Regions from separate parts of the Homo sapiens genome. Here all the other regions are linked to region 1. Evidence: read pairs that join two places in POLR2A ChIA-PET (ENCODE). Cell type or tissue: PC-3. All regions are shown on one strand. Links, peaks and the distances in the headings refer to the core of each region. The heading gives the core; the rest is flanking DNA. Region 1 overlaps INSR (insulin receptor). Region 2 overlaps RFX2 (regulatory factor X2). Region 3 overlaps ZNF557 (zinc finger protein 557).

Region 1 (10,027 bases), core at 1,950-6,949:
CAGAAACGTGCATATGCCTCTAATCCATATTCATGAGTTACTTTCCTCTGCCTTTTGATGTCTCTGTCCACAATAGCCTTTGGAATTATGATTTGTAGTTGCTAGATAGAATTTAATCTCATGATTGGGGTATCATTTATTTTTGGGGATTTGGATTGCCTCTGGTTTTTACCATGTTAGGTAATACTAATTTTATCTGGAAACCATTTTAGCTTTTTGGATTGACAGCTTTAGTTATTGTTTCAGTCAGTTCTTGCTGCGTAACAAACTGCCCCCAAAGGTACTGGTTTAAAACAAAGGACATTTATTCTTTCTCTCAATTCTGCAGGTTCACTGGGTGATTCCTTTGTCCTGGGCCAGTTTGGCTGGGGCTGGATGGCCTCATTCACATGGCTGGGGCCTCAGCTGGGGGCACTTGGAGCTTTGTCCTCATGTGTTCTCTCACTGCCCAGTGAGCTAGCCCAGGCAAGGAAGGACATGCCCCATATACAAACACTTCTTAGGACTCTGTTTGCATCACATTTGCTAGTGTCCCTTTGGCAAAGTGAGCCCATGGCTAAGCCCAGAATGAGGAAGTACAATACATCCTCTGAGTATCTCAGTGAGCTGGATACTGAGGCTTCCAGAGTCTCATAGACACAGAAAGTCATGATTCCCTGGGGGCCATAATTGCAAAGTTTATTAATATATTATCCTATATGTATTAATCCTGTAGGTCCTAAGGAAATAATTCAAATTTGGGGCAGGGAACAAAGCTCTATGCATAAGATTTTCATCAGTAGCAAAATATGCAAACCACTAAGATGTCCATCCATTGGAGAATGGACACATGGAAGACGGTGCATCCATAGAATTGGTGGATGAAGAGCCATTGAAAATGATGTTTGGGGGCCAAGCATGGTGGCTCATGCCTGTAATTCCAGTGACTCAGGAAGCTGAGGTGGGAGGATTGCTTGAGGCCAGGAGTTTGAGCCTGGGCAACACAGCCAGACCCCATCTCTGCAAAAAAAAAATTTCAAAATTAGCTAGGTGTGGTGGTCTATGCCTGTAGTCCCATCTACTTGGGAGGCTGAGGAGAGAATTGCTTGAGCTCAGGAGCTCCAGGTTATAGTGGGCTGTGACTCACTCACTACACTGCAGACTGGGTGACAGAGCAAGAAGACTCTGTCTCCAAAAAAATAAGATAAAATGTTTGGGATGACCTTTGTTCAGTGTAATGTAGAAGTTAAAATTACATGCTCTGGAGTTTAGTTCGTTTGTGTTGTTATCCCCCAGCAGTTAAGAATCCCCCTGTATCTGCTGGGTGCAGTGGCTCACGCCTGTAATCCCAGCACTTTGGGAGGCTGAGGCGGGTGGATCATGAGGTCAGGAGATCGAGACCATCCTGGCTAACACGGTGAAACCCCGTCTCTACTAAAAATACAAAAAAATTAGCCGGGCATGGTGGCGGGCGCCTGTAGTCCCAACTACTTGGGAGGCTGAGGCAGGAGAATGGCGTGAACCCAGGAGGTGGAGCTTGCAGTGAGCCGAGATCACGCCACTGCACTCCAGCCTGGGCGACAGAGTGAGACTCCATCTCAAAAAAAAAAAAAAAGAAAAAGAAAAAAGAAGAAAAAGGAATCCCCCTGTATCCAGACTAGCTTATGATAGAGGAAAAGCTTCTTAGCTCCCAGAGTTGAACAACTGAAGAGCTTCTCACATGGCTGGATCCAGGATTCCTTTGGGTCGGTTGCATCTTTTTTTTTTTTTTTTTTTTTTTTTTGAGATGGAGTCTCACTCACTCTGTCATCCTGTCATCCGGGCTGGAGTGCAGTGGTGCAGTCTCAGCTCACTGCAACCTCTGCCTCCCTGTTTAAGCGATTCTCCTGCCTCAGCCTCCTGAGTAGCTGGGATTACAGGCACCCACGACCACACCCAGCTAATATTTGTATTTTTAATGGAGACGAGGTTTCACCATGTTGGCCTGGCTGGTCTCGAGCTCTTAACCTCAGGTAATCCACCCACCTTGGCATCCCAAAGTGCTGGGATTACAGGCGTGAGCCACCATGCCTAGCCTGGGTCAGTTGCATCTTAACGGCTCCTGGCAGTGAGCCCAGTAGCCCCTGGTTGTCCACCGGTGGTTGTAGTGGTTCCAAACCTCATTTCTTTGCAGTGCCAAACCCAGAGGAAGACAGAGTGCATCCCAGCATTCCCAGCTAGACTGAGGTCATGTGACATCCAGTGCCCAATCATGTGACCAGAGGAATGCTGTATGCTGATTGGCTTGGGCATGAGGGATTTTTTTTTTTTTTTTAATTTAGAAACAGCTTTATTGAGCTGTAACTTACATACCATAATATTCACTCCCACCACATGCTAGAGAGAATTTTGTAAATGGAGTAAAATTACACTCCAACAGTATAAATTGTGCACATAAAAATAAAGTTTTAGGCCAGGAGCAGTGGCTCACGCCTGTAATCCTAGTACCTTCAGAGGCCATGGTGGGTGGATCACCTGAGGTCAGGGTTCAAGACCAGCCTGGCCAGCATGGTGAAACTTCGTATCTACTAAAAATACAAAAATTAGCCGGGCGTGGTGGTGCACGCCTGTAATCCCAACTACTCGGGAGGCTAAGACAAGAGAATCACTTGAACCCGGGAGGCAGAGGTTGCAGTGATTCCGAGATCACACCACTGCACTCCAGCCTGGGTGACAGAGTGAGACACCATCTCAATATATATATATATATATATGTAAATAAATAAATAAAGTTTTACATCACTTTTTTTCTTGATCAAAGCAATGCTAGGTAATTAAGGACATTGTTGGCAATAACAGAAATGTGTCTATGAAAAGGTTCTTAAGAAGGTGACTGTAACCTCACATTCTCCTTTCATTTTCTCCCCCATCTCTGCTTCTCTCTAGGGTGAACACAGTTGGTCTGGGTGGGATTGGGGTTGTGCTGTGTGGGGCAGAGGCTGTTGGGGATTCGTGATGGGAATTCCTAATAGTGACCCTTGGGTCCCAGGAACAGGAGACACGGGCCAGTCAAAGGCATGGGAAGAAGCTAGGAGAAGTTAGGATTCGAGTTAAATCCAGTGCCAACAGGGTGACCAGTTGTCTAGGTTTAGCCAGGACTGAGGGCTCCCTGGGATGTGAGATTTTCAATGTCCACACTCAGAAAGTTCTGGGCAAATGGGGACAAGTTGGACACAGAAGCAGAAAAAAAATCAAGGAGGGTCTGCAGTGGAAACGGGCATTGTTCACTCTGCAGAATCTGTATTCTTGCTGTCAACAATGCCCCGAACTTCCTCTGGAATCTGCTCCTCACCCTTGAGTGGCTCTCACCTCCCACTCTCAACCCCAGCCTGGTACCAGGGCAAAACACAAAACTCAGCCCCAAATTAGCCATGACAAAAATGCAAATCAAGACCACGATGCAATACCACTTCATGCCCACGAGCGTGGCAAAAAACAAACAGACGGACAATAACAAGTGTCGGTGAGGATGAGGAGAAATCGGAACCCTCATACATTGCTGGTGGGAACATAAAATGGCACAGCTGCTTTAGGAAAGAGTTTGGCATTTCTTTCATTCTTTCTTTTTTTTTTTTGAGATGGAGTCTATCTCTGTAGCCCAGGCTACGGTGCATTGGTACGATCTTGGCTCACTGCAACCTCCGCTTCCTGGGTTCAAGTGATTCTCCTCCCTCAGCCTCTTGAGTATCTGGGACTACAGGAACCCACGACCTCGCCCGGCTAATTTTTGTCTTTTAGTAGAGACGAGGTTTCACCATGTTGGTCAGGCTGGTCTCAAACTCCTGACCTCGTGATCTGCCCGCCTCGGCCTTCCAAAGTGCTGGGATTATAGGCGTGAACCACCGTGCCCAGCTGGTGGAAGGTATTTTTTTTTTCTTTTGCTAGTTTCATAAACAAAGCCACCTCTAGCTATTTAATTGCATTTTCAGTATCTCCCGTTAAAAAAATTTTTTTTTTCAGAGACAGAGTCATGGTGTGTCACCCAGGCCCGCCATCCGCCACCATGCCCAGATAATTTTTTTTTTTTTTTCAAACAGAGTCTTGCTTTGTTGCCCAGGCTGGAGTCTCGCTTTGTGGCACACGCCTATAATCCCAGTTACTCAGGAGGCTGAGGCAGGAGAATCGCTTGAACTCGGGAGGCGGAGGTCGCAGTGAGCCAAGATCATGCCACTGCACTCCAGCCTGGGTGACAAGAGCGAAACTCCGTCTCCAAAAAAAAAAAAAAAAAAAAAAAAAAAGAAGATGCATTTCCCCTTTGTCCTGGATAGCAGCTACCTTGGGTTTCTATATTTGCTTATTTGTCCCTCTCTACTCGGTGACTCATTCCACTTGGAAGAAACTTTGGACTGGAGTTCCCTGCCCCCACCCCTGCCACCAGACTGATTTGTTTTCTTGCTGTTATTGTCACACGATAAGCATGGGGTTGTTGGCTTTTTTTTTTTTTTTTTTTTTAACATTTCTTTCTCTTCTCCACTCTCCACCCCCCTCCTAAATGTTCCAGCCCGGTTCTCTGCATGCACTATTAGCTTGGAACTGTGTCGAAAACTTTTCAGAGTTTTGGGCTCGATGCTTGCAGGTTTCATGGTCTTATTCCCAAGAGCCTCCTGTCTCTTCTCATAAGTTCTGGAATTATCTCTAGTTACGTGCTTATCACAGGGTATGTTTCCCACTTTGCAAATCTCCATTTGGGTGGATCCCAACTGTTTTATTTATTTATTTATTATTTTATTTTATGTGTTTATTTTTGAGGCAAAGTATACCACATTTTCTTTTTCTTTTTGAGACAGTCTTGCTCTGTTGCCCAGGCTGGAGTGCAGTGTCACGATCTCGACTCACTACAAACTCTGCCTCCCGGGTTCAAGTGATTCTCCTGCCTCAGCCTCTCGAGTAGCTGGGATTACAGGCGCACACCACCACAACTGGCTAATTTTTGTATTTTTAGTGGAGACGGGGTTTCACCATGTTGGCAAGGATGGTCTCAATCTCTTGACCTCGTGATCTGCCCGCCTTGGCCCCTGAAAGTGCTGGAATTACAGGCATGAGCCACCGTGCCCGGGCTTCAACTGTTTTTATAATGATTAAAAAAAAAAAAATCGAAAGGCAGCACCGTGGCAAAGAAAGAGCTTTTTTATTTGTCCTTAGACATTAAGCACATTTATCCATTTGGTTCTGATGTGACAGAGGCTGGGAGTTGCAGGGAAAGGCAGGAAATCTGGCATAGGCCCTGCAGATCCTTCATTTCCACTCTTTTCTAATTTTGCTGGATACATGGCAAAAATATTCTGCAGTGGTCTTAAGGAGAAGTTCTAGAGCCAGACAGTTCTCTTTTTTTAGTTTCTTTCTTTTTATTTATTTATTTTTTTTGAGATGGAGTCTTGCTCTGTCACCCAGGCTGGACTTAAGTGGCGCGATCTCGGCTCACTACAAGCTCCGCCTCCCGGGTTCACGCCATTCTCCTGCCTCAGCCTCCCAAGTAGCTGTAGAGCCAGACAGTTCTGAGTTCAAGAGCTGGCCCTGCCACTTTGCAGCTATGAGATCTCGGACAAACCATATAATCTCTTAAACCAGGGGTCAGTCAGTAAGCTATATCCCATAGGCTAAATGTGGCCTGCTGCCTGATTTCTAATGATTTGTGAGCTAGGAGTCACTTTTGCATTTTATTTATTTATGTATTTATTTTTGAGATGGAGTCTTGCTCTGTCACCCAGGCTGGAGTGCAGTGGCACAATCTTGGCTCACTGCAACCTCCACCTCCTGGGTTCAAGTAATTCTCCTGTCTCACCCTCCAAGTAGCTGGGATTACAGGCGTGTGCCGCCATGCCCAGCTAATTTTTGTATTTTGGGTAGAGGTGGGGGTTTCACCATCTTGACCAGGCTGGTCTCGAACTCCTGACCTCAGGTGATCCGCCCACCTCGGCCTCCCAAAGTATTGGGATTACAGGCATGAGCCACCACGCCCTGCCCACTTTTGCATTTTAAAATGATTAAAGGAAAAACAAGGAGAGACGTGAACCAAAGGGTGCAAAGTTTCAGATGGGAGGAATACGTTCTAGGAATCCACTGCTCTGTAGATGAATGGTGACTATAGCTAATAACACATATTGCAAAATGGCTAGAAGAATAGATTTTAAATGTTCTCACAACAAAGAAATAAGTACATGAAGTGATGAGGATTTAATTAGCTTGTTTTAATCATTCCACAATTTATACTGTAACATAACTTTACACTGTACCCCATACGTGTACACAACTATTATTTTTATTTTTGTTTATTTATTTTAGAGACAGGGTCTAGCTCTGTCACCCAGGCTGGAGTACGGTGGAGCCTTCATAGCTCACTGCACCCTTGACCTCCTGGGCTCAAGTGATTCTTCCGCCTTAGCCTCCTGAGTAGCTGGGACTACAGGTGCGAACCATCGTGCCCGGCTAATTGTTCTATTTTCTGTGGAAATGGGGTCTGGCTATGTTGCCCAGGTTGGTCTCTAACTCCTGGGCTCCAGCAATCCTCCCTTCACGGCCTCCCATAGGGCTGGGATTACAGGCACGAGCCACTGTGCCTGACCTATAATACTGTTGTCAATTAAAAATAAAACAAATGATTTTTAGAAAGATAATATTATGGAAATTAATATTAATAGAAAATAGATAATAGGGCTGGGAGCTGTGGCTCACGCCTGTAATCTCAGCACTTTGGGAGGCCGAGGTGGGCGGATCACTTGAGGTCAGGAGTTTGAGACCAGCCTGGCCAACATGGTAAAACCCTGTCTTTACTGAAAATACAAAATTAGGCAGGCGCGGTGGTGAGCGCCTGTAATCCCAGCTACTCGGGAGGCTGAGGCAGGAGAATCACTTGAACCCGGGAGGCAGAGGTTGCAGTGAGCCGAGATTAAGCCATTGCGCTCCAGCCTGGGCAACAAGAGTGAAACTCCGTCTGGAAAAAAAAAAAAAAGGAAAAGAAAAGAAACCATCAGGGTTTAATGCTCAGCTTCTGGCTTAGGAAGTCTGGCTCTTACCGATAATGATAACCTCTGCATATATCTTTATCCATAGCACTATGGTTATAAAATTCTGCAATTCTCAAAGTCGCTTATGTGTCTTAGTCTGTGCTTTGCTGCCTTGGCGTCATTTCTGAGCAGGATCCTGGCTGTGAGCTCCCTGCGAGGGGTGGACACTCCCAGATGTGCAAAGCTCAGCCACCCTCCTTCTCCTCCTCTCTTCCTCCCAGGAGCTGCATCTCTGCGTCTCCCGCAAGCACTTCGCTCTGGAACGGGGCTGCAGGCTGCGTGGGCTGTCACCGGGGAACTACAGCGTGCGAATCCGGGCCACCTCCCTTGCGGGCAACGGCTCTTGGACGGAACCCACCTATTTCTACGTGACAGACTATTGTAAGTCTCCATGGCAGCCTCAGCTGACTGGGGCTGTGCTTAGCACTGAGCATGGTGGGACATTGCAGGGGATGACTTGGAGAGGCCGCAGGTGCTGGCCCTGGCCTTGACTCTCAGGCCTATCAGCTGCTGCGGTGCTTGCCCTCTTTGATCCTGCACTTTTTTTTTTTTTGAGATGGAGGCTTGCTTTGGAGTGCACTGGCACAATCTCAGCTCACTGTAGCCTCCGCCTCCCGGGTTCAAGTGATTCTCCCACCTCAGCCTCACAGTAGCTGGGACTACAGGTGCCCACCACCACGCCCGGCTAATTCTTGTATTTTTAGTAGAGATGGCATTTCACCATGTTGGCCAGGCTGGTCTCAAACTCCTGACCTCAAGTGATCCACCCGCCTCGGCCTCCCAAAGTGCTGGAATTACAGGCATGAGCCACCATGCCTGGCCTGATCCTGCACTTAAAAAAAAAAAAAAAAGTTTCAGAGGTACCTGTGCAGTTCATTATATAAGTAAATTGTGGCTGGGCACGGTGGCTCACACCTGTAATCCCAGCACTTTGGGAGGCCGAGGCGGGCAGATCACAAGGTCAGGAGATCGAGACCATCCTGGCCAACATGGTGAAACCCCATCTCTACTAAAAATACAAAAATAAATTAGCCAGGCATGGTGGCGGGCGCCTGTAGTCCCAGCTACTCAGGAGGCTGAGGCAGGAGCCTCAGGAACCCGGGAAGCAGAGCTTGCAGTGAACCGAGATCGTGCCACTGCACTCCAGCCTGGGCAACACAGTGAGACTCTGTCTCAAAAAATAAAATAAAATAAGTAAATTGGGTGTTGTTGGGGGTTTGCTGTACAGATAATTTTGTCACCCATGTAATCAGCATAGTACCTGATAGGTCGTTTTTTGATCCTTTCCCTCTTCTCACCCACCACTCTCAAGTAGGCACCTGTGTTAGTCTGTACTTACACTGCAATAAAGAAATACCTGGCCGGGCACAGTGGCTCACACCTGTAATCCCAGCACTTTGGGAGGCCGAGGTGGGCGGATCACTTGAGGTCAGGAGTTCGAGACCAGCCTGACCAACATGGTGAAACCCCATCTCTACCCAAAAATACAAAAATTAGCTGGGCATAGTGGTGTGCACCCGCAGTCCCAGCTACTCAGGAGGCTGAGGCAGGAGAATCACTTGAACCCGGGAGGCGGAGGTTGCAGTGAGCCGACATCACGCCACTGCACTCCAGCCTGGGTGACAGAGTGAGACTCTGTCTCAAAAAATAAAAAAGAAAGAAAGAGTGAAAGAGAGAGAGAAGAAAAAGAAAAAGAAAGAAAAGGAAAGAAAGAGAGAAAAAGAGAGATAAAAGAAAGAAAAAGAAAGAAGAGAAGAGAGAGAGGAAGAGGAAGAGGTCTGAGACTGGGACTCAGTAATTTATAAAGAAAAGAGGTTTAATTGGCTCCCAGTTCTGCAGGCAGTACAGGAACCATGATGCTGGCATCTGCTCAGCTTCTGAGGAAGCCTCAAGAAACTTTCAATCATGGTGGAAGGTGAAGTGGGAGCAAGGTGTTAAGACGGGGAGATGGTGCTACACACTTCTTAAACAACCAGATCCCATGAGAACCCACTTATTATACAGTACCCAGTAGGGATGTTGCTAACCCATTAGAAACCGCCTCCATGATCCAATCACCTCCCACCCGGCCACTCCTCCAACATTGGGGATTACATTTCAACAAGAGCTTTGGGTGGGGACACAGATCCAAACCATAGCAGTCCCGGTGTCTACTGTTCACTTCTTTCTGTCCATGTGTGGTCAGTGTCTCACTCTCACTTATGGGTGAGAACATGAGGTAGTTGGTTTTCTGTCCCTGTGTTAATTCAGTTAGGATAATCACCTCCAGCTCCATTCATGTTGCTGCAAAGAACATGATCTCATTCTTTTTCATGGCTGTGTAGTATTCCATGGTGTGTATGTATCACATTTTCTTTATCTGGCAATCCTGCACTTCCTCATCTGTACATGGAGATAATAACAGAACCACTTCAGGAGGTGGAGGGACATTTTAATGACACAAATGTTAAGTGCCTGGCACCTGTTGCTAGTGTCTCCATCTTTGTTACTAGAGTTTTTTGGCTAGATGAGGTGGCTCACACCTGTAATCCCAGAACTTTGGGAGGCTGAGGCAACAGGATTGCTTGAGGACAGGCATTAGAGACCAGCCTGAGCAACATAGCGAGACTCTGTCTCCACAAAAAAATACAAAAATTAGCCAGCTATGGTGGTGCATGCTTGTAATCCCAGGTACTTGGGAGGCTGAGACAGGGGGATCACTTGGGCCCAGGAATTTGAGGTTGCGGTGAACTGTGATTGTGCCACTGTACTCCAGCCTGGGTGACAGAGTAAGACCCTGTCTCTAAAAAATAAAAATTAAAAGAAGTTTACATCTGTCAAAAGTCATGCTGGGATCGGGACTAGCTATGTAATTTGCAAGACCCAGTGAACAATGAAAATGCAGAACTCCTTGCTTTAAAATTATTAAGAATTTGGCCGGGCACGTTGGCTCACGCCTGTCATCCCAGTACTTTCGGAGGCTGAGGCGGGAGGATCACCTGAGGTCAGGAGTTTGAGGCCAGCCT
Region 2 (10,027 bases), core at 3,046-8,045, 1.1 Mb after region 1:
TGTATTTTCTGGCCCTTATAGAAAGTTTTCCAGTGGCTAACACCTGTAATCCCAACACTTTGGGAGGCCAAAGTGGGCGGATCCCATGAGCCCTGGAGTTCAAGACCAGTCTGGGCAACATGGCAAAACCTCATCTCTACAAAAAATACAAAAACTAGCTGAGAGTGGTGGTGCACGCCTGTGGTCCTAGCTACACGGGAGGCTGTGGTGGGAGGATGGCTTGAGCCCAGGAGTTAGAGGATGAAGTGAGCTGTGATCGCGCCACTGCACTCCAGCCTGTGTGACAGAGAAAGGCTCTGTCTCAAAGAAAAAAAGAAAACTTTCCAACCCCTGATAGACATCAATTCAGGAGAGAAGGACCCTCCTCTTACTATATTAATCCCCAGCAATGACTATAACCAAACTAGATTCAACATCTGGTCCATTTCCCCTGTCTACCATTTTTTTTTTTTTTTTTTTTGAGACAGGGTCTTACTCTGTTGCCCAGGCTGGAATGCAATGGAACGATCTCAGCTCACTGCAACCTCTGCCTCCTTGGTTCAAATGATTCTCCTGCCTCAGCCTCCCTAGTAGCCTCCCTAGTAGCTGGGATTACAGGTGTGCACCACCACACCCAGATAATTTTTGTTTTTGTTTTTGTTTTATTTTGTTTTGTTTTTGAGACGGAGTCTCACTCTGTCGCCTAGGCTAGAGTGCTGGAGTGCAGTGGCATGATCTCAGCTCACTGCAAGCTCCGCCTCCAGGTTCACGCCATTCTCCTGCCTCAGCCTCCAGAGTAGCTGGGACTACAGGTGCCCACCAGTACACCCAGCTAATTTTTTGTATTTTTTAGTAGAGATGGGGTTTCACTGTGTTAACCAGGATGGTCTTGATCTCCTGACCTCATGATCTGCCCGCCTCGGCCTCCCAGAGTGCTGGGATTACAAGCGTGAGCCAACGCGCCCGGCCAATTTTTGTATTTTTAGTAGAGACGGTGTTTCACCATGTTGACCAGGCTGGTCTTCAACTCCCGACCTCAGGTGATCCACCCTCCTCGACCTCTGAAAGTGCTGGCATTCCAGGCATGAGCCGCCGCGCCCAGCCCTCCATCTACCTTTATATGTACCTGTTTAAAAAAGTGAGTGTACACTCAAATTATTTAATTTTTGGATAATGGTACATGTAAGCCAATAGCAATTAACACTGAATTAATAAGCATGCTAATGTTTGTGTGCTGTGATGATTTACTGAGAGTATAATTACCTGCATTAAAAATGTATAGAAGCCATCATTTACTTTCATGTTAACTAAATGCTTAATTATTTAATCCTTCATGCAATGGGCTTAGTGTTACTTGGTTTGTTTATAAAATGATATGATTCCTTCCCCGGTTCCACAGACAGGTCTTAGAAGCATAATTAATTATTCTTTTTATTTGTTTAAAATAGAGACAGGGTCTTCCTTTTCGGCCTGGTTGGCCTCAATCAATCCTCTCACCTTGGCCTCCCAAAGTGCTAGGATTACAGGGGTGAGCCACCATACCCGGCCGGGAAGCAGACTTATTATGAACTTTTTTAAAGTAGTGAATGTCTTTGTCTTGGTTTTCCTGCATTCACTCTTTCTGTCTATAATCTAAGAAGAGTGCTCTTTTAAAAGATGTAAGTCAGATTATATTGTGCCTGTGGGTTGAGCCTCCTGGGGCTTCCCTTAGCAATTGGATTTTTTTTTTTTTTTTTTTTGAGATGGAGTCTTGTTCTGTTGCCCAGGCTGGTATGCAATGGCATGATTTTGACTCACTGCAACCTTCACCTCCCAGGTTCAAGTGATTCTCCTGCCTCAGCCTCCCAAGTAACTGGGACTACAGGCGTGCATCACCACACCCAGCTAATTTTTGTATTTTTAGTAGAGATGGGGTTTCACCAGGTTGGCCAGGCTGGTCTCAAACTCCTGACTTCATGATCCACCCACCTCAGCCTCCCAAAATGCTGGGATTACAAGCATAAGCCACTGAGCCCCGACAGCAATTGGAATTTTAAAACTCCAGACATCTGACCTTGTCCAGGGCCTCTGCTGCTGCAAGACCTTTGCACAGCTATTCCTCTTGCCCAGGCTGCTCTCTCCCACATCCTCCCAAGGTTGGCCCCTTCTTTGCAGCTGTCAGGTCCCAGCTCAGTGCCATCCTTAGTGCCACCCATAACTGGCTATCAAGAGGGGAGCCCTCTCCACCACCACCCCTGGCTCTATCCCTCTGCAATCACCTTGCACCACAGCCCGGATCTCTACTGAACAACCTTGTGTATCTGGAACCTTGTGTATTCTTGCCTGACAAGGATACTGGCACCCTGAGAGCAGCACTTTCATCTGACCTGCTCACCTTAGAATCCTCAGGCTGGGTGTCGTGGCTCACGTTTTAATCCCAGCATTTTGGGAGGCCAAAGTGGGAGGATTGCTTGAAGCTGAAAGTTCGAAACCAGCCTGGGCAACAAAGCAAGACCTCACCTTCTCTCTCTCTCTCTCTCTGTCTCTCTCTCACATACACACACACACACACACACACACACACACACACACATTAACCAGGCATGTGCCTGTGGTCCCAGCTACTCACAGGAGGCTGAGGCAGGAGGAATGCTTTAGCCCTGGAGTTAGAGGCTACAGTGAGTTGTGATCTTGCCACTGCACTCTCCAGCCTAGGCAACAGAGCAAGACCCATCCCTAAAAAAACAGAATCCTCAGAGCCTAGAATGGGGCTGGGCACTCAGTAGATGCACCTGGTTTTTCTTTTTTTTTTTTTAATTTATATTTTAAATCTACATACAGTCGTGTTTGCCTTTTTAGGTTTGCTGTTCTATGGTTTTTCACACTTGCATACTTTTTTTTTTTTTTTTTTGAGACAGAGTCTTGCTTTGTTGCCAGGCTGGAGTGCAATGGTGCAATCTCAGCTCACTGCAACCTCCGGCTCCCTGGTTCAAGTGATTTTCCTGCATCGGCCTCCCAAGTAGCTGGGACTACAGGCACGAGCCACCATGCCCAGCTAATTTTTGTATTTTTAGTAGAGACGGAGTTTCACCATGTTGGCCAGGATGGTCTCGATCTCCTGACCTCGTGATCCACCCACCTCAGCCTTCCAAAGTGCTAGGATTACAGGCGTGAGCCACCACACCCAGCCCACTTGCACAGATTCTTATAACCTCCATCTCAAACAGGATGGAGAGCAAGTCCAACCTCTCTCTGTAGTCAGACCCTGGCCCCATTCTTAGCCTCTGGCCACCATCTGCTGTCCCTTTCTATAGCTCTGCCTTTTCCAGAATGTCGTATAAATGGAAACATACATTGTGCAGCTTTTGAGACTGGCTACATTCACTTGGCATAAATGCCTCTGGGATTCATTCTGTCATTGCGTGTGTCAGTCGTTTGTTCCTTTTATTGCTGGAGCACAGTCCTTGTGTGATCCTACCACAGTTTGTTTGTCTGGTATATTTTCTCTTCATGATGGATGTTGAATTAACATGAAAACCTCTGGTTGTAAGAGCGACAGCATACTCTAGACCAAGTACACTAAATCGCAGTGATACTCCCTGCACAAACAGCCATTCTGTTTGGTAATTTACAGGATTACAGTTTGGTAATTTACAGGAACCTGCATGTCTTAGAATGTTTACCAATGAATTACAACTTTTAAAATGATATGCAAGTAATGGCCGGGCGCCGTGGCTCACGCCTATAATTCCAGCACTTTGGGAGGCCGAGGCAGGTGGCTCTCTTGAGGTCAGGAGTTCGAGACCAGCCTGGCCAACATGGTGAAACCCCGTCTCTACTAAAAATACAAAAATTAGCTGGGCATGGTGGCATGTGCCTGTAATCCCAGCTACTTGGGAGGCTGAGGCACTAGAATAGTTTGAACCCGGGAGGTGGAGGTTGCAGTGAGCTGAGATTGTGCACTGCACCCCAGCCTGGGAGACAGAGCAAGATTCCATCTCAAAAAATAAAATGATATGCAAGTAATACAAGTAACATTCTCCTGGGAAGGACCACCATCTACAGCAGGAGATTCAGAAATGAAAATTTCTCTTTTCGTCTTTCTGTCTATCCCACCTCATATGAGGTAAGCACTGTTAGTCATATAACTTGTGTCCTTCTAGATCTTTTTAAGGCCCCTTTACCTATTTTATAGTATGTATAGCTGGGGTTTTTTCAACATAAATTTATTCTGCAAATATTTGAGAGCCTACTGTGTGCCAGGCACTGCAGATGTTGGCTTTCTTTCTTGGAGACGGTACCTCTTCTTTTTAATGGCAGCATAGTTTTAGAGCTAGGATGCACCATAAGGTACTTAATGATTTTCCTGTTGATGAACATTTGTTTCTAAATTTTTATGACTTAAACTAATGCCACTGGGGACAGGTCGTCAATATACCTTTTTTTTTTTTTTTTTTACAGCTGTGCTGAGATCTGTTTTACATACCGTAAAGCTCACCCATTTGAAGTGTATGGTTCAGTGGGTCTTAGTATACTATCTTCACAGAACATTTTCATCACTCCGAAAAGAAGAAGAAACCCTGAACCTGCCATGAACAGCCACTTGCCCTTCCTCCTCCCAGCCCCGGGCAACTGTGAATCCACTTTCTGTCTCTGTGGATTTGCCTGTTTTGAACCTTTCATATAAACAGAATCACACACTATGTGGCCTTTTGTGACTGGCTTCTTCCACGTAACATAATGTTTTCAGGGTCCACTGTCCATCCGTTTACAGCATGTGCCAGTGCCTCGTTCCTTTTTTTTTTTTTTTTTTTTGAGATGGAATTTTGCTCTTGTTGCCCAGGCTGGAGTGCAATGGCGCGATCTTGGCTCACTGCAACCTCCGCCTCCCGGGTTCAAGCGATTCTCCTGCCTCAGCCTCCCAAGTAGCTGGGATTACAGGCATGTGCCACCACGCCCGGCTAATTTTGTATTTTAATAGAGACAGGGTTTCTCCATGTTGGTCAGGCTGGTCTCAAACTCCTGACCTCAGGTGATCCACCCGCCTCAGCCTCCCAAAGTGCTGGGATTACAGGTGTGAGCCACCGCGCCCGGCCGCCTTCGTTTATCCATCCATCAGTTGACAAACATTTGGGCTGTTGCTACTTTGGGGCCATTAGGACAACGCTGCTGTGAACATTGGTATCCAAGCATTTGTGTGGCCATGCACTGTTTAGCACATGTCTACTTCTGCAGGATGAATTTTGAGGAGGGGAAAAAGACCCCACTTATAGCTAGCTCTTTGTCTCTGACTGTGTAGGTTTGAACATCTCGTAAGTCTTGAGAAATGCTTGGAGGCCATTTCCTGCAGAGGCACACGCCCCTCTTGGGTGGGCTGGGGGAGGCAGTGGCAGAGCCCAGCCCACCTGCCCCAGCCACCAGTGCTCCCGGGTTTTGCATTCAGCCCCTGGCACACACTCATGGCTAACCCTGGTGCCCTTGCCTGTCTTTGACCCAGCACTGGCGAAGGAATTGGCAAAGCCACCAGGTTAATGATGCAAGCCCCAGAAACTTGCGGCATAGATGAGAAGGCAAATGGCCTCTCCTTTTGGAGAACTAAAGAGATTTAAGGAAGCTTGCTGGCTCACTCCCTCTCACCGGCAAGGATGGCACTAAACACAGTCCGCATCAATCACTGTTTTTGTTATGCGATTTATGAGTTGCTCAGCCGAGAATAAGGTTGCACGTGGTAGGAGGAGTTCTGTGTGTACCGAGGTCTCATGGAAGGACTGGATTTCTAGGGAAGAAAAGGGAAAAGGGAGTTGATGTTAAAATATCATTTCTATAACAGTAATGCAGTAGTGTTCATCTAGAAGGAGAGCTGCCACATTTGGCAAGATGCTGGGAGAGAAACAAGTATTAAGTACTTGGTTAAAATGACAAACCCCACAAATATGCCCTGGAATGAATATAGCTCATAGCAGGAGGCACTCCCTAAAGGGCTTAGCAACATCACAAATAGCGAAGAGTTTTTGAAATCACAAATAGCAAACAGCATAACTGCTTTTAGTTTCAGATATTTAAATCTGCAAAAAATCAGTAAATTATGTGGGTTACGTTATAATGGTGTGAATTACAACGATGACGCTAATGAACATTTATGGGCATTTTCCGTGTGCTGGGCTGGCCATTAAACTCCACACTTTGTAGGACTCCTCTCATTTAACACAACCACCCAACACAGATAGAAGTATTTTCTCCGTTTATGGACAAAGAAATGGAAGTGCAGAAAGATTTAAGTCCCTGGCTGAGGTCACCCAGCTAGAAACTGGAGGACCCAGGAACTGGACCCAGGCACCGGACCCAGGCACCCTCGCCTAGCCTCCTGTTTTAGAGCTAGGATGCACCGTAAGGTAGTTAATGGTATTCCAGTTGATGAACGTTTGTTTCTTATTTATGTATTTATTTATTTTGAGACAGAGTCTCTCTCTGTCACCCAGGCTGGAGTACAGTGGCACCATCTCGGCTCACTGCAACCTCAGCCTCCCGGGTTCAGGCGATTCTCCTGCCTCAGCCTCCCAAGTAGCTGGGATTACAGGCATGCACCACCACGCATGGCTAATTTTTGTATTATTTTTTAGTAGAGATGGGGTTTCGCCATGTTGGCCAGGCTGCTCTCGAACTCATGACCTCAAGTGATCTGCCCACCTTGGCCTCCCAAAATGTGCTGGGATTACAGGCATGAGCCACCGCCCCCAACCTCGTTTCTAATTTTTTGTGAACACCAAGCTCCGAAAGCCAAGTAAAGGGGTGACGCTGTGTATTTCAGAGCTCGATATTCCCTCTGCTTTCTTCCTCTCCTCTGTCCCCTATGCCAGATCCTCCAACTGTTCATGACCTTTGAACTTGAGAAGGGACCTCTTTTCTGCTTTATCTACACCTGCTTTCCTGGTGATCTCACCGAGGTACAAGAGTTGAAATGCATCTTAGAACCTCCAGTGTCCTAGTGTCTGCAGCCTGGCTCACTCCCCGAATCCTGGACTTGTGTACCTAGCTGCCTAGGTGGCAGCTGCATGTGGGTGTCATCTGATGGGCATCTGAGGCTTCTGTCACCCAAAACTGGGTGCCTGATTCGACCTCACACTTGTCTCTCCCCAGACCACGGGCTTCCCCAGCTCAGCACCGGGCAGCTCCATTCTCTAGGTGCTCAGGCCAGCCCCAAGCCTTAAGTCAGCCTCGACTCCTCTCTTTCTTTCACCCTTTATGTCAAACCCGTCAGCAAACCTGGCTGGCTCTGTCTTCAGGTGTCTCCCAAATGAGAGCACTGCTATCACGTAAGTCTTTGTCACCTCTGACCTGGTTGTCCAGCCCTGACGTTTGCTTCCATTGACCGTTGATACTTCCAAAATATCTGTCAGATTGTGTCCCTGTGCCCTAAACCTTCCAGTAGCTTCCCAGCACACTCAGAGCGAAAGCCAAACACTCCACTGTGGCCTCCTTGTGTCTCTAAGTCCATCTTCTCCTCCTCCTCCTCCTCCTCCTCCACCTTCTCCTCCTCTTCTTTCTCCTCTTCCTCCTTCTCCTCCTGTCTTAATCTGTTTGGGCTGTTTCAGCAAAAGGCCATAGACTGGGTGGCTGTAAACAACAGACACACATCTCTCAGCCCTGGAGGTGGGAAGTCTGAGAAGAGGGTGCCAGCAGGGTCAGGTTCTGGTGAGGGCTTCCCTCTGGGATGCAGATGGCTGTCTTCTTGCTGTGTCCTCACATCACATGGTGGGAAGCCAGAGAGAGCTCTCTGGGGTCCCTTCCATAAGGGAGGGCATGATCCCACCCTCATGACCTAATCACCTCCCAAAGGCCCCACCTCCTAAAGCTACTGCCTTGGGGTGAGGAGTTCAGCATAGGAATTTAAGGGGACACAACATTCAACCCCCAGCATTCCCCCAGCTCCCTCTGGTGGCCTCCTCACGTGACCCGTGTGACCCCACATGTCCCGTGTGCCTCAGCCTTGCCGAGCACCATCCCTGGCAGAGCCTTCTCAGCGGCGACACTTTCCTCACCTCACTCTGCCTCTGTCCTGTCACTGCCCCAGGTCACCTTGTTGCCCCTGGCCCATGCCGCACTCCACTTGTGCATTTGAGTGTATTTTTCTTCAGAGCATTTGTCACCTCCTGCTGTTCTGTGTCCATGGTGTCGTCTGTCTCTCCCTGAGGGGTCAGCCCCACATGGTCAGGGACTCAATCTGTTTCATTCCCTGCTGTGTCCTCAGCACTTGAAGCCGGCACATGGCAGATGCTCAGACTGTGTTTGTTGAATGAATGAACGATGGCTGAGTGTCCAGGCTCTGAGGGAGTGTGTTATGGGCACCCTTCAAGCCCCAGCCCCTGTACCCAGGGCACTGTGTGGGGTGAGGAGATGCACCGGCACAGGCCGGGTGCTAAGAGGAAGGTGGAAAGGTTCTAGCCCACCTTCTCTTCTCGTTGACTTGAGGTTAGGAAGGGGCTAGCTTGGGATGAGAGGAGGAGCTTCCTCCACACTGTGGCATCTGTACCCCGCCTGATGTTCCACCTGAACTCCTGCCACAAGCTCCAGATCTGTTCCTGTACCGCACCCCCACCCCTGCTACAAAACCCCGGCTCTCTGTTTGCCCACCTGGTCCGCCGCTTTGGGCAGAGCTGCCCTTCATTCATTTTCCATCTTCCCGAGGGCTGACCTTGGCTGCTGTGGGTCATTAGTGATGAGGCCCAGAACCTCAGCTGGGGCAGAACGAGTTCCTGCTACCCAGGGCCGGCCTGTCTGGGGGCTGCCTAGAAGTCGCCCTGTGGTCCTCTACAGTCATTCCTGTGTGAGGACGAGACACACACTTTCCACTTGCTGGAGAGGAGGGTCTGGGTGGCTTTTTATTGGTGCATTCACCCTCTCAGATACTTCCTGATCAGTATGAGCTGGGTAAACAGCCAATTCAGATGGCTCAGACTCCCGGAAGAGGAGCGCTTAGCCCAAATTACTGGTATTAGCCGTCCGCATTCAACCTCATCTTAACCATGAAATTTGCACGGTAAAAAAGAGAATTTGACTTACACAGAAATGCAACTGTGTCTTCATCGTTCCACTCTACAGTAAGCTTCAGAGGGCTTTCATCCATTCAGCCTTCCTTCTTTCCATCTTTAATTGTTTTGAAATTCCATTTGGATGGAAATATTTCAAATATTTATTTTTTGTTTTTATATATCTTTTTGCAGTTTTTATGGTTTTATTTAAACACAAAACATGCACATGAGCCGTCTACTCATTTTCTTCACTGCGCAGCCTGGCATTGGGGTTGGTGACTCTGACGGCAGCTGGGCGGCCCTTTCCACGATGGTTTTGTTTCTTGGAGGAAACACTGTGAGCGATCTCAGCACAGGGAGATTTGTTGCACATCAGCACTTCCAGCTCCTTGACGCTGGGGACCAGGAACTTCCGGAAGCCACTGGGCAGCATGTGCTTTGTTTTTTGTTGCTCCCATGACCAGTGTTGGGCATCAAGATCTGGCCCTTGCAGGCGCGGTGGCTCATGTCTGTAATCCCAGCACTTTGGGAGGCTGAGGAGGGTGGATCACCTGAGGTCAGGAGTTTGAGACCAGCCTGGCCAACATGGTGAAACCCCGTCTCTAATAAAAATACAAAAACTAGCCAGGCATGGTGGTGGGAGCCTGTAATCCCAGCTACTCTGGAGGCTGAGGCATGAGAATTGCTTCAACCCGGAAGGCGGAGGTTGCAGTGAGCTGAGATCGCACCACTGCACTGCAGCCTGCACAACAGAGTGAGACTCTGTCTCAAAAAAGAAAAAAAAATATCTGGTCCTTGAACCTTCTGCAAACCCTATTGTCAATACCTCTGGGTTTCCTCCAGTTACACTTAATTTTGACATGTTGGTCTGACTGGTGCCAGATGAACTCCTTGGTTCTCTTTTTGACGATCTTGGGCTTCACGAGGGGTCTGAGGGCGGCCATGATGCTGAGGAGGAGACAGCTGCCACCTCCGTAGGCAGCACTGAAGAGAGAGGGGCCTTTTTTTTCTCTTTTTTCTTTGTTATGTCCTTGGAAGGA
Region 3 (10,027 bases), core at 1,726-6,725, 56 kb after region 1:
CATGTGTAGGGTTTTTCTCCAGTATGAGTTCTTATGTGCTGTGTCAGATTCGACCTCCTCCTGAAGGTTCTCCCACAATCGTGGCATTCGTAAGGGTACTCCCCTGTATGAATGCTATAGTGCGAAGAAAGAGATGACCTCGTGCCGAAAGCCTTTCCACACTGATTACATACATAATGACCCTCCCCCGTATGAACTCTCTTGTGCCTTGTGAAGATTGACTGAGTGCGGAACTCACGAAAACACTGGTTACATTTGTACGGTTTTTCTCCAGTGTGAATTCTCAAGTGCGGTCTGAGGTATGAGGAATTGCTGAAGGTTTTCCCACAGTCACTGCATTCGTAGGGTTTCTCCCCATTGTGGATTCTCTTATGAACAGTAAGGTAAGATCTGCTGCTGAAGGTTTTCCCACAGTCATTGCATTCATAGGGTTTCTCCCCATTGTGGATTCTCTTATGAACAGCAAGGTAAGATCTACTGCTGTAGGATTTCCCACATTCACTGCAGCCATAGGGTCTTTCTCCAGTATGAATCTTCCTGTGCCGTGTAAGGGAAGATTTTGTGCTGAAGACTTTAAAACACTGATTACATTCGTTGAGTGTTGCTCCAAGATGATTCCTCTCCTATTGATTAAGAGATGACAATAAGTACCATTTATAATATTTTTAACATTGAATGCTGTCAGAGGAATTTCCTCTCCCAGGAATTCTGTTGTGTATCATAGTATTGGAATTAATGTTTTTGCCATCATGAGTGCTGGTACATGGCTTCTGTCAGTTTGAATTCTTAGCATTTAAAGAAGATGGATTCTTTCTACAAATCTTTATCATATTCACAGAGTATTTTTGATAAATTTAAGGCTAATTTCTTTTTCAAATATCCAATATCTGACTCAGACTACTGGAAATATTTACTTGTGGGAATTCTCAGGAAAAACAAGTTTGGGGCTAACTAATGCTTTTCTCCAAATTCAAAATAATTTCACAGTATCTCTCCAGAGGTACTACTTTATCTTTGAAAAAAATGACACTTTCCTTTAATAACTATTTAATAAAGCCACTTTTTTTTTTTTTTTTTTTGAGACAGAGTCTTGCTCTGTCGCCAGGCTGGAGTGCAGTGGCACAATCTCGGCTCACTGCAAGCTCCACCTCCAGGGTTCAAGTGATTCTTCTGTTTCAGCTTCCCAAGTATTTGGGATTACAGGTGCGCATCACCACACCCAGCTAAGTTTTTTTTGTATTTTTAGTAGAGATGGGGTTTCACCGTATTGGCCAGGCTGGTCTCCAACTCCTGACCTGACCTCATGATCCAACTGCCTCAGCTTCCCAAGGTGCTGGGATTAAAGGCATGAGCCACTGTGCCTGGCCAACAAGGCCAGTCCTTGTGGCTTTTCTCATGTAGGGCATTCTACCATGAAAAAAACCAGGAATCACCCATGTTAGTCTTACCATTTTCATATTTCTAGATTGTTCTTTTCGAAAAACATGCAGCTTAGGAGTTAACCCTTTGGCTTTAAATGGATTCTCCACATCTGAAACAAGTTAAAAAGAAATTTAAGTTGATAGAAAAGAGGCAAATTTTAAGTTGATGGTGAAATAGTAAAATGCATACGTGAGTGAAGGCAGAATCTGAGAGGTGAGGGTTTTTGAGAAGGCATTCGGTGAAAGAGATATGGGTGTGAAAATTTTAGGCAATGTTTAAGAAAGACTCTAGGAAGATTGAGATTGATGTTGACAGAATGAAGGAATTGTCAGGAAGGCAAGGTGGACTGAAACTGATCAAAGAGCTCATAGGAGACTTAAATTTCAGAAAAAGAGATGTCTTTTTTTCTCCCCTGAGGCCCAAGTAAAGTATGAGATGACAGAAAGTTGGAAGTCATGAAGGTACATGAGGGGGCTCAGACCAAACGTTCTTGGCCTTCTTGGGAAAAGGGGCATTTACACAGTTCTCTGACTGATATTTCCTAATGTATTATAATACTCCCAACTTCTCAGTCCCTGGCCAGAGCTGTTCCTCACAAGGACTTATATCCACCTGGTGCTCACCTGGACAGGTACCTGAGAGAATTCCTCTCTCTTCTGTCATCACTTTATCTTCTTGCTCCAGCTGGGAGATCAGCCTAGGTTTATCAACTTGGTTCCCTGTACATGGAGAAAAGACACATGATGTAGGGGGACTGTGCAGCAGACAAGCTCTCCCATGAAACTGAAATCAGTTCTGAAGGTGAAGAGGTGTGACTTCAGGAGCAGAGAAATAATTATGCCAAAATTGAATAAATATAGCAACCGTCTTAAACACTCACACACACACACACACACACACACACACACACACACACACACACACACACCCCACAAGCAATATCTAGGGTGGTTGCAGGATAACTGGTCCCAGGAGCCCCTGTCCAGGTTTAAATACAGAATCTGAAAGCCCAAAAGATTTAACTACAGAGAATATATAGTCAGGGAAAGAAGGAGATCTTCATTTCATACAGATAGCATTAGACAGACAGCTCCATGAGGGTGGGGGGCATGTCTGTTGCATTCTTCACTACTCCCACATCCCAGCACAGACCTAGGAACAGAGGTGCTTATGAAGGACTTAAACGAAGTAATGTCAGTGAAGGTAGTGGAGTAGGGAACTCCACAACTCCATCCCTTCACAAAAACAGTATGTAAATGGGCAAACACAGAATCAACTTCATTGGAGCTCTTGAATGTCATCAAAAGTTTACAGCCACAGGAGAATGCCTAATCAAGACAAACAGCTGAATCTGGGTAAGAGAGATTTGTGACATTTTAACTGACTCTAGCTGCACACTCTATTCCCCATTTTGCCTTGAGGACAACAACCTGTGTTTCTAGTGCTGAAGGGAACAGAATGCACCTTATTCTCAAAAACCTGTGGCTGTTCTCTTCTGACCTGTCTGCTGGCTCCCTGATGGGCTGGATCAAAGGGCTTCCCTTTATTTGTGTAACTCCAAACTCTCCCAGGTCTGAAGAGGCTACACCTATGGAAGCTGGAGGGTGGAGAGGGAAGTGTGTCCCAACACATCTAAAGGCAAATCAGCCACTGCTCAATGGGGCAAGGGAAAACTGTGAAGCAAACAAAAGACTAACCAAAAAACCTGGGAGGAGAAGTTGGGAACAAGATGCTCTGAGGAGTAGAGCATCTTTCCACACCTTCTTTTCCCCCACAAGATGGAGTCTTGCTCTGTCGCCCAGGCTAGAGTGCAGTGGTGTGATCTCGGCTCACTGCAACCTCCACCTCCTGGGTTCAAGCAATTCTCCTGCCTCAGCCTCCCAAGTAGCTGGGATTACAAGCATTTGCCACCACGCCTGGCTGATTTTTTTGTATTTTTAGTAAAGATGTGGTTTCACCATCTTGGCCAGGCTGGTCTCCAACTCCTGACCTCAGGTGATCCGCCCACCTCAGCCTCCCAAAGTGCTGGGATTACAGGCATGAGCCACTGCGCCCGGCCTCCACACATTTCTAGAAGGCCATGCTCATACCCAGGGATGAACACATGCTCAGAGAAGATCTGAGAAGGCACCAAGCCCTCACCTTTGACTGACCTTCAGGCTCTGCATAAGAAGGAACTGAAGGCTAAGTCAGAGTTGTAAGATGCTTTAGCTGAGTTTTGAAGGCATGCTCCAACATGTAATTCAGATCCATTGGCAAAGACTGGTCATCTTTTGGGTTCCAGGTATTTAAAAAAATCTCTGACAAATTAATCCCAAGCTGAACACTAAGCTAACAGAACAGAGACTTCAGTGGCCACACATGACCAATACAGACGTTACAAAATTAGTTCAGAAATGTCACTAAACAAAGAAACAATACCAACTACAACAAACCTTGGGGAGGGGGGAAATCAGATTTAAAGAACTGCCATATTGTAATATTCTGAAAGTAGTTTTCAGCAAATAAATTATGAGGCATGTAAAGAAACAAAAAAATGGGCCGGGCGCGGTGGCTCATGGCTGTAATCCCAGCACTTTGGGAGGCCAAGGTGGGCGGATCACAAGGTCAGGAGATCGAGATCATCCTGGCTAACACGGTGAACCCTGTCTCTACTAAATATATAAAAAATTAGCGAGGCGTGGTGGTGGGCGCCTGTAGTCCCAGCTACTCGGGAGGCTGAGGCAGGAGAATGGCGTGAACCTGGGAGGCAGAGCTTGCAGTTAGCCAAGATTGCACCACTGCACTCCAGCCTGGGTGACAGAGTGAGACTCCATCTCAAAAAAAAAAAAAAAAAAAGAAACAAAAAATGAATGAAACTGCATTATAGGAAAAAAGAAATGAACAGAAATTTTCCATAAGGAAACCTAGTCATTGGATTTATTAGGCAACGACTTCAAATCAACTATTTCAAATATGCTCAAGGAGTTAATGGAAACTGTGTACAAAGAACTAATGGAAACCATGAGAATGAATTCTCACCAAATAGAGAAAATCATAAAGAGATGGAAATTATAAAAAGGAGCCAAATAGGAATTTTAAAATTGAAAAATATATATTATCTGAAATGAAAAATGTACTAGAGGGGTTCATCAGAAGACTTGATCAGGCAGAAGACACAATTAGTGAACTTGATGACAGGTCAATTAAGATTGCCTGATCTGTAGAGCAGAAATTAAAAATAAAGGGAAAAAAATGAACAGAGCCTAAGAAACCCAGAAGATACCATCAAACATCTGAATACACATAATGGGAGTTGCTACTGGAGAGGAGACAGAGAAAGGAGCAGAAGGAATATATGGAAAAATTGGCAAGGTGCAATGGGTCACGCTCTAATTACAGCACTTTGGGAAGCCGAGGTGGGAGGATCACCTGAGGTCAGGAGTTCGAGACCAGCCTAGCCAACATGGTGAAACCCTGTCTCTACTAAAAATACAAAAATTAGCTAGCTGTGGTGGTGCGCGTTTGTAATCCTAGCTACTGAGGAGGCTGAGGCAGGGAGAATTGCTTGAACCCAGGAGGCAGAGGTTGCAGTGAGCTGAGATCGTGCCAGTGCACTCCAGCCTGGGCGACAGAGTGAGACTCCGGGAAAAAAAAAAAAAAAGGAATATATGTAAAAATAATGGCCAAACTTTCCCAAATTTGATGAAAATTACAAGTCTACACATCAAAGCAGCTCAAGGATCTCCCAATAGGATACACTTAAAAACTCATACTGAGATACCTTAACATTAAACTGTCAAAAGCCAAAGACAGACTATCCTGAAAAATGGCAAGGGAGAAATAAGTCATCATGTACAAGATTAACAGCTGATTTGTCACCAGAAACCATGGAGGCCGCAAGCCAGTGGGATGATGACATACTCCAAGTACTGAAAGAAAAATATCAACCAAGAATTCTATCTCCTGCAAAACTATCATTCAAGATAGTAAAAAGGCAATCCACTGAATGGGAGGAAATCTTTGAAAATGATATATTTGATAAAGGTCTAGGATGCAGAACATATAAAGAACTCTTACAACTCAATAACGAAAAGGCAAACAATGCCCCCCAAATGGAAAAAGCACTTGAATGAACATTTCTTCAAAAAAGATGTATAAATGGCCAACAAGCACAAGAAAAGATGGCCAATCTCATCATTTTTTTTAGGGAATAGAAATAAAAACCACAATGAGACAGACAACCACAAGAATGGCTATCATAATTTTTTAAAAAAAGGAAAAGAGACAAATGTTGGTAAGGATGCAGAGAAACTAATACGTTGCTGGTCTCATGCACTGCTGGTAGGAATGTAAAATGGTGTAGCAGTTGTAGAAAAGTTTGGACATTCCTCAACACATTAAACACAGAATTACCACAGGACACAGAAGTTCCACTCCTAGGTATATACCCAAGAGAAAACAGGTGCTCAAGCAAAATCTTGTATATGAATGATCATAGCAGCACTACCCACAATAGCCAAAAGATGAGAACAGGCTAAATTTCCATCAGCTGATGAAATGATATATAAAAAGTGGTATATACACATAACGGAATAATATTCAACCATAAAAAGAATGAAGTTCTGCTATGTGCTACAACACAGCTGTACTTTGAAAACATCGGCCAGGCGTGGTGGCTCATCCCTGTAATCCCAGCAATTTGGGAGGCTGAGGTGGGTGGATCACTTGAGGCCAGGAGTTCAAGACCAGCCTGGCCAACATGGTGAAACCCCATCTCTATTAAAAACACAAAAATTTGCTGAGTGTGGTGGCGCATGCCTTTAGTCCCAGCTGTTGAGGAGGCTGAGGCAGGAGAACAGATTGAACCTGGAAGGTGGAGGCTGCAGTAAGCTGAGATCACACCACTGCACTCCAGCCTGGGTAACAGAGTGAAACTCCATCTCAAAAAAAAAAAAAAAAAAAAAGAAAGAAAACATTATGCTAAGCAAAAAGTGAGACACAAAAGACCACATTTTGTATGATTTCATTTATATAAAATGTCAAGAATTGGGCCAGGAATGGTAGCTCACATCTGTAATCCCAGCACTTTGGGAAGCTAAGGCAGGAGGATCACCTGAGCCCAAGAGTTTGAGACCAGCCAGGGCAACATAGCAAGACCCTGTCTCTACAAAAAATAAACAAATTAGCTGGGCGTGGTGGTCCGCACCTGTGGTCCCAGCTACTCAGGATCACGCCACTGCACTATAGCCTGGGTGACGGAGGGAGACACTGTCTAAAAACAACCCCCTCAAAAAGAAGAGACACATCTATAGAGACGGAAAGATTAGTGCCTGCCAAGATGTTCAGGAGGGAGAACTGGGGAGAGACCATTTCATGACTATGGGGCTTATTTTTGGTGTGACAACTATGTTCTGGAATTAGTGGTGATGGCTGTACTACACTGTGAACCTACGAAAAGCCACCAAATTGGACACTTTAAAATAGTTTAAATGGTGACTTTTGTGTCCTGTGTTACCTCAATTTAAAAAAAGAAAAAAAAGACTGACTTCCTGAGTCATTAAATAAATGCAGGAATGACATTAGGCTTACCCAGTGAGGCCAGGTTCCTGCAGTTCTCCAGCATCACGTCCCTGTACAGTGTCCTTTGGGCAGGGTCCAGCAATGCCCACTCCTCCTGGGTGAACTCCACGGCCACATCCTCAAAGGTCACCAAGCCCTAAAGCATTGCAAACATCACGGCTTAGCCAAGGACCACCCCCACCAATGTGCACAGGAAGAGGGGCCAGGAGAACAGAGCCAGGGCTGGGGAAACCTGAGCACGAGATGTGGGGGGATTCTGAGCTCCTCTCCTGAGGTTCTGAGCTCTTCTCCCTGGCTTCTGAGCTCAGCCCTCAATGCTTGTCTCCTTAGGCTACTCCCAGGTCCAGCGCACAGTACCGCAGAGCAGCTGTCTTTTCTCACTCAAACTGGGAGCTCCTATGATCTTATTTCCCTCAGTCTCCAGGGGATCATGGGCCCGTGACATGGCAGAAATCAGAGAAATACTTGGTAAGTGAATGAATGATTTCCGTATGGCCTTTATTAATTGCTTGGGTTTAGAACATCATCACGTCTTTACTTGGCTTTCCCTTAAAACTCTCAGGAGCACATGATGTACTCAGGGACTCTGGAGGGAGCTCTGAACCTGCAGTAAACGTTGACACACACTGACATTTTCTGGGCAGCCCTCACTCAGAGACCCTGGGATGCCTGAGGAACAAGTTTGGCCGTGGGGCTCCAGGCCACTGAAAGGCATCAAGTCCAACCTTCTGGCTGAAGGAATCATGATTTGGAAAAAGGAACATCCGACTCACCTTTAGCCAGCTTTTCAGGAGCTCATTAACCAGCTCTCCGCCCTCTGTGTGTCCTTCTCGCTGAGAGGCTGGGAACAGGGAAGACAGAGCTGGAGGAGGAGAAATGAGTACCAGGAATCCACACCTGCCCTGTGTCCACTCACACATCTGGAGGCTTCCCCACCTGCCTGCGATCGACCAGGTCCCCATGCATACACAGTCACCCACAAAGCATCCACCTCTACTCCAAGCAAACACCAACCCACAGCAATCCAAGGAAACCAGAGCATGGCCCTGCCGCATCCACGCCAGGAAACAGGGCTTAAGGTCTGACTGCACTTGGGGAAGGGATTATTCCCACTTCACAGATGAGGAAACTGAAGTTCCGAGGGCGTCACTGTGTTTTTATCAGGTTCACAGAAAGAACTGAAGGGAGAATTCAAAAGCTCCAGCACATTCACCACACAGGTGACATCCACAGACACCCAAATGCCTAAGTCCCAAGTCCCAAGAGCCGCCCGATCAGACACGGAGGACCTCTGGGCCCCTGGGGCTCCACTCCTGCCTCACCTGCTCTGCCCAACCCCCTCCCATCCCATGCTGTGGGTCAGGACCTTTCAAGCCTGGACTCTGAGAACTGCCAGGACCCCATGACTCACCGGCAGTTGGGGGCAGGACGACAGCCGCCATCCTGTGACTCCGACAGCAACAGGGCAGCCGGGAAGCAGGACGCTCCTCCTTTATCCCGCAGCGCTCTCAGGACAGCACCCTGGAAGAAATGGGGGGAACACTCTGCCTCGGTCACCCCCTCCAGCCCGTGCCCTGCGTCGGTCACCCCGTCTCCTGCCCGTGCCCTGCCTCGGTCACCCCGTCTCCTGCCCGTGCCCTGCCTCGGTCACCCCCCCTCCTGCCCGTGCCCTGCCTCGGTCACCCCCTCTCCAGCCCGTGCCCTGCCTCGGTCACACCCCCCCTCCAGTCCGTGCCCTGCCTCGGTCACCCCCCTCCAGCCCGTGCCCTGCCTCGGTCACCCCCTCTCCAGCCTGTGATCTGCCTTGACCACCCCCTCCTCCTGGTTTCCACCTCACCCAGCTCAGATGTCACTACCCCTCATTTCAGTTGATTTCCTCCTCCCCACTCCCCACTCTCATGCCAGCCCAGCAGAGCTCCAGCCATTTTCTATCAGAGACCCTAGGTTCCTGCAACTTCTAAGAATCGATCTGTAAGATACACAAATGTAAAAGTTGTGTAAGATTATTCACTGTGGCATTACAGTGCACCCATTAAAAAAAAAAGAGAGAAGATCTCTAGATATCAATAGAGGTTATTATCGTCAGTAAATTTAAGGGGAAAAAAAAGTACCAAATAGCATATATGGAATGTTTCCTTTTTTATGAGAAAAGAAGGGCTGTGTGTGTGTGTGTGTGTGTGTGTGTATATACACACAAAGATGAAAGCGGCTGGCCAGGCGCGGTGGCTCCTGTCTATAATCCCAGCACTTTGGGAGGCCGAGGCGGGCGGATCACGAGGTCAGGAGATCGAGACGATCCTGGCTAACATGGTGAAACCCCATCTCTACTAAAAAAATAAAAATAAAAAATTAGCTGGGCGTGATGGCACACACCTGGAATCCCAGCTATTTGGGAGGCTGAGGCAGGAGAATGGCGTGAACCTGGGAGGCAGAGCTTGTAGTGAGCCGGGATTGCACCATTGCACTCCAGCCTGGGCAACAGAGCAACACTCCATTTGGAAAAAAAAAAAAAAAGTGGTCAAGGGTGTGTGTGGGAGGGGTTGGTGGGGGCGGGGGCAGGCGCTGTCTGCAGTTAGAGACTTGTAAGAGTTTGGGCCAGGTAGACAAAACAGAGCTGTAGAGGGTGGACGGTGCTGGCTATTCATGGAAGGCAGGGCCACTCAGTCTCTCTAGGAATTTGTATTGAGATGTAGCATTCAGGCCCTGGCTTCCTTCTAGATCTCTTGCCCAGGGAATTTATCCTGGGTGACCCCCATACCCCCAATCTCCGGGGAGAGAAGGATTGGGAGAGGACTGAATGGAGAGCCATTCCCCACAGGCCAGTTGTTCGCTGGTACTTGGAGCCAAGCAGAGATGGGAGGCTCTTTCCCATTCCTGCCTGCAGCCTCACAGCCCCCACCCTCCAGTTAATATAGCTGCCAAGTGTCTCTGACATCTGGTCTCTGTGGTGTTAACAGAACCCCCAAAATTCACATATACATGTGAAAAGTTTATATATTTGTACTTATATGTAAAAGCCTGAAAGTTTTAGTATTATGACATG

The links. ChIA-PET counts read pairs that join two places held together with the same protein. Peaks named below come from ENCODE experiments on the same cell type or tissue, not always from the same donor. Only the 100,000 strongest peaks of a DNase experiment are listed, where the experiment ranks them.
Region 2: POLR2A ChIA-PET joins it to region 1 with 8 read pairs; 1 of 35 experiments calls an interaction of 5 or more read pairs at or near these places.
Region 3: POLR2A ChIA-PET joins it to region 1 with 5 read pairs; 5 of 35 experiments call an interaction of 5 or more read pairs at or near these places.

Annotation. Positions count from the first base shown.
Region 1 is chr19:7,129,534-7,139,560 of GRCh38, reverse strand. INSR (insulin receptor) reads left to right here. Exons shown (of 22, transcript NM_000208.4): 14 at 7,244-7,403. Among named protein-coding and RNA genes, the nearest start is that of ZNF557, 65 kb to the right of the region's middle. In PC-3, for the core only: no CTCF peak of the experiment used is centred there; DNase peaks (open chromatin) are centred at 4,040 and 4,350; H3K4me3 peaks cover 1,015 bases; H3K27ac peaks cover 2,483 bases.
Region 2 is chr19:6,072,727-6,082,753 of GRCh38, reverse strand. The region is part of intron 1 of RFX2 (regulatory factor X2); the gene reads left to right. RFX2-AS1 (RFX2 antisense RNA 1) reads right to left here. Exons shown (of 2, transcript NR_199041.1): 2 at 5,630-5,734. It also overlaps the pseudogene RPL32P37. Among named protein-coding and RNA genes, the nearest start is that of RFX2-AS1, 15 kb to the right of the region's middle. RefSeq lists enhancers at 8,205-8,374, 7,594-8,387. In PC-3, for the core only: no CTCF peak of the experiment used is centred there; a DNase peak (open chromatin) is centred at 5,893; H3K27ac peaks cover 909 bases.
Region 3 is chr19:7,073,474-7,083,500 of GRCh38, reverse strand. It overlaps ZNF557 (zinc finger protein 557), which reads right to left. Exons shown (of 8, transcript NM_024341.3): 3 at 8,396-8,505; 4 at 7,758-7,846; 5 at 6,994-7,120; 6 at 2,046-2,141; 7 at 1,449-1,531; 8 at 1-623. The coding sequence starts at 8,426. Among named protein-coding and RNA genes, the nearest start is that of ZNF557, 8.8 kb to the right of the region's middle. RefSeq lists silencers at 217-417, 377-577, 5,177-5,377. In PC-3, for the core only: no CTCF peak of the experiment used is centred there; no DNase peak of the experiment used is centred there; H3K4me3 peaks cover 2,068 bases.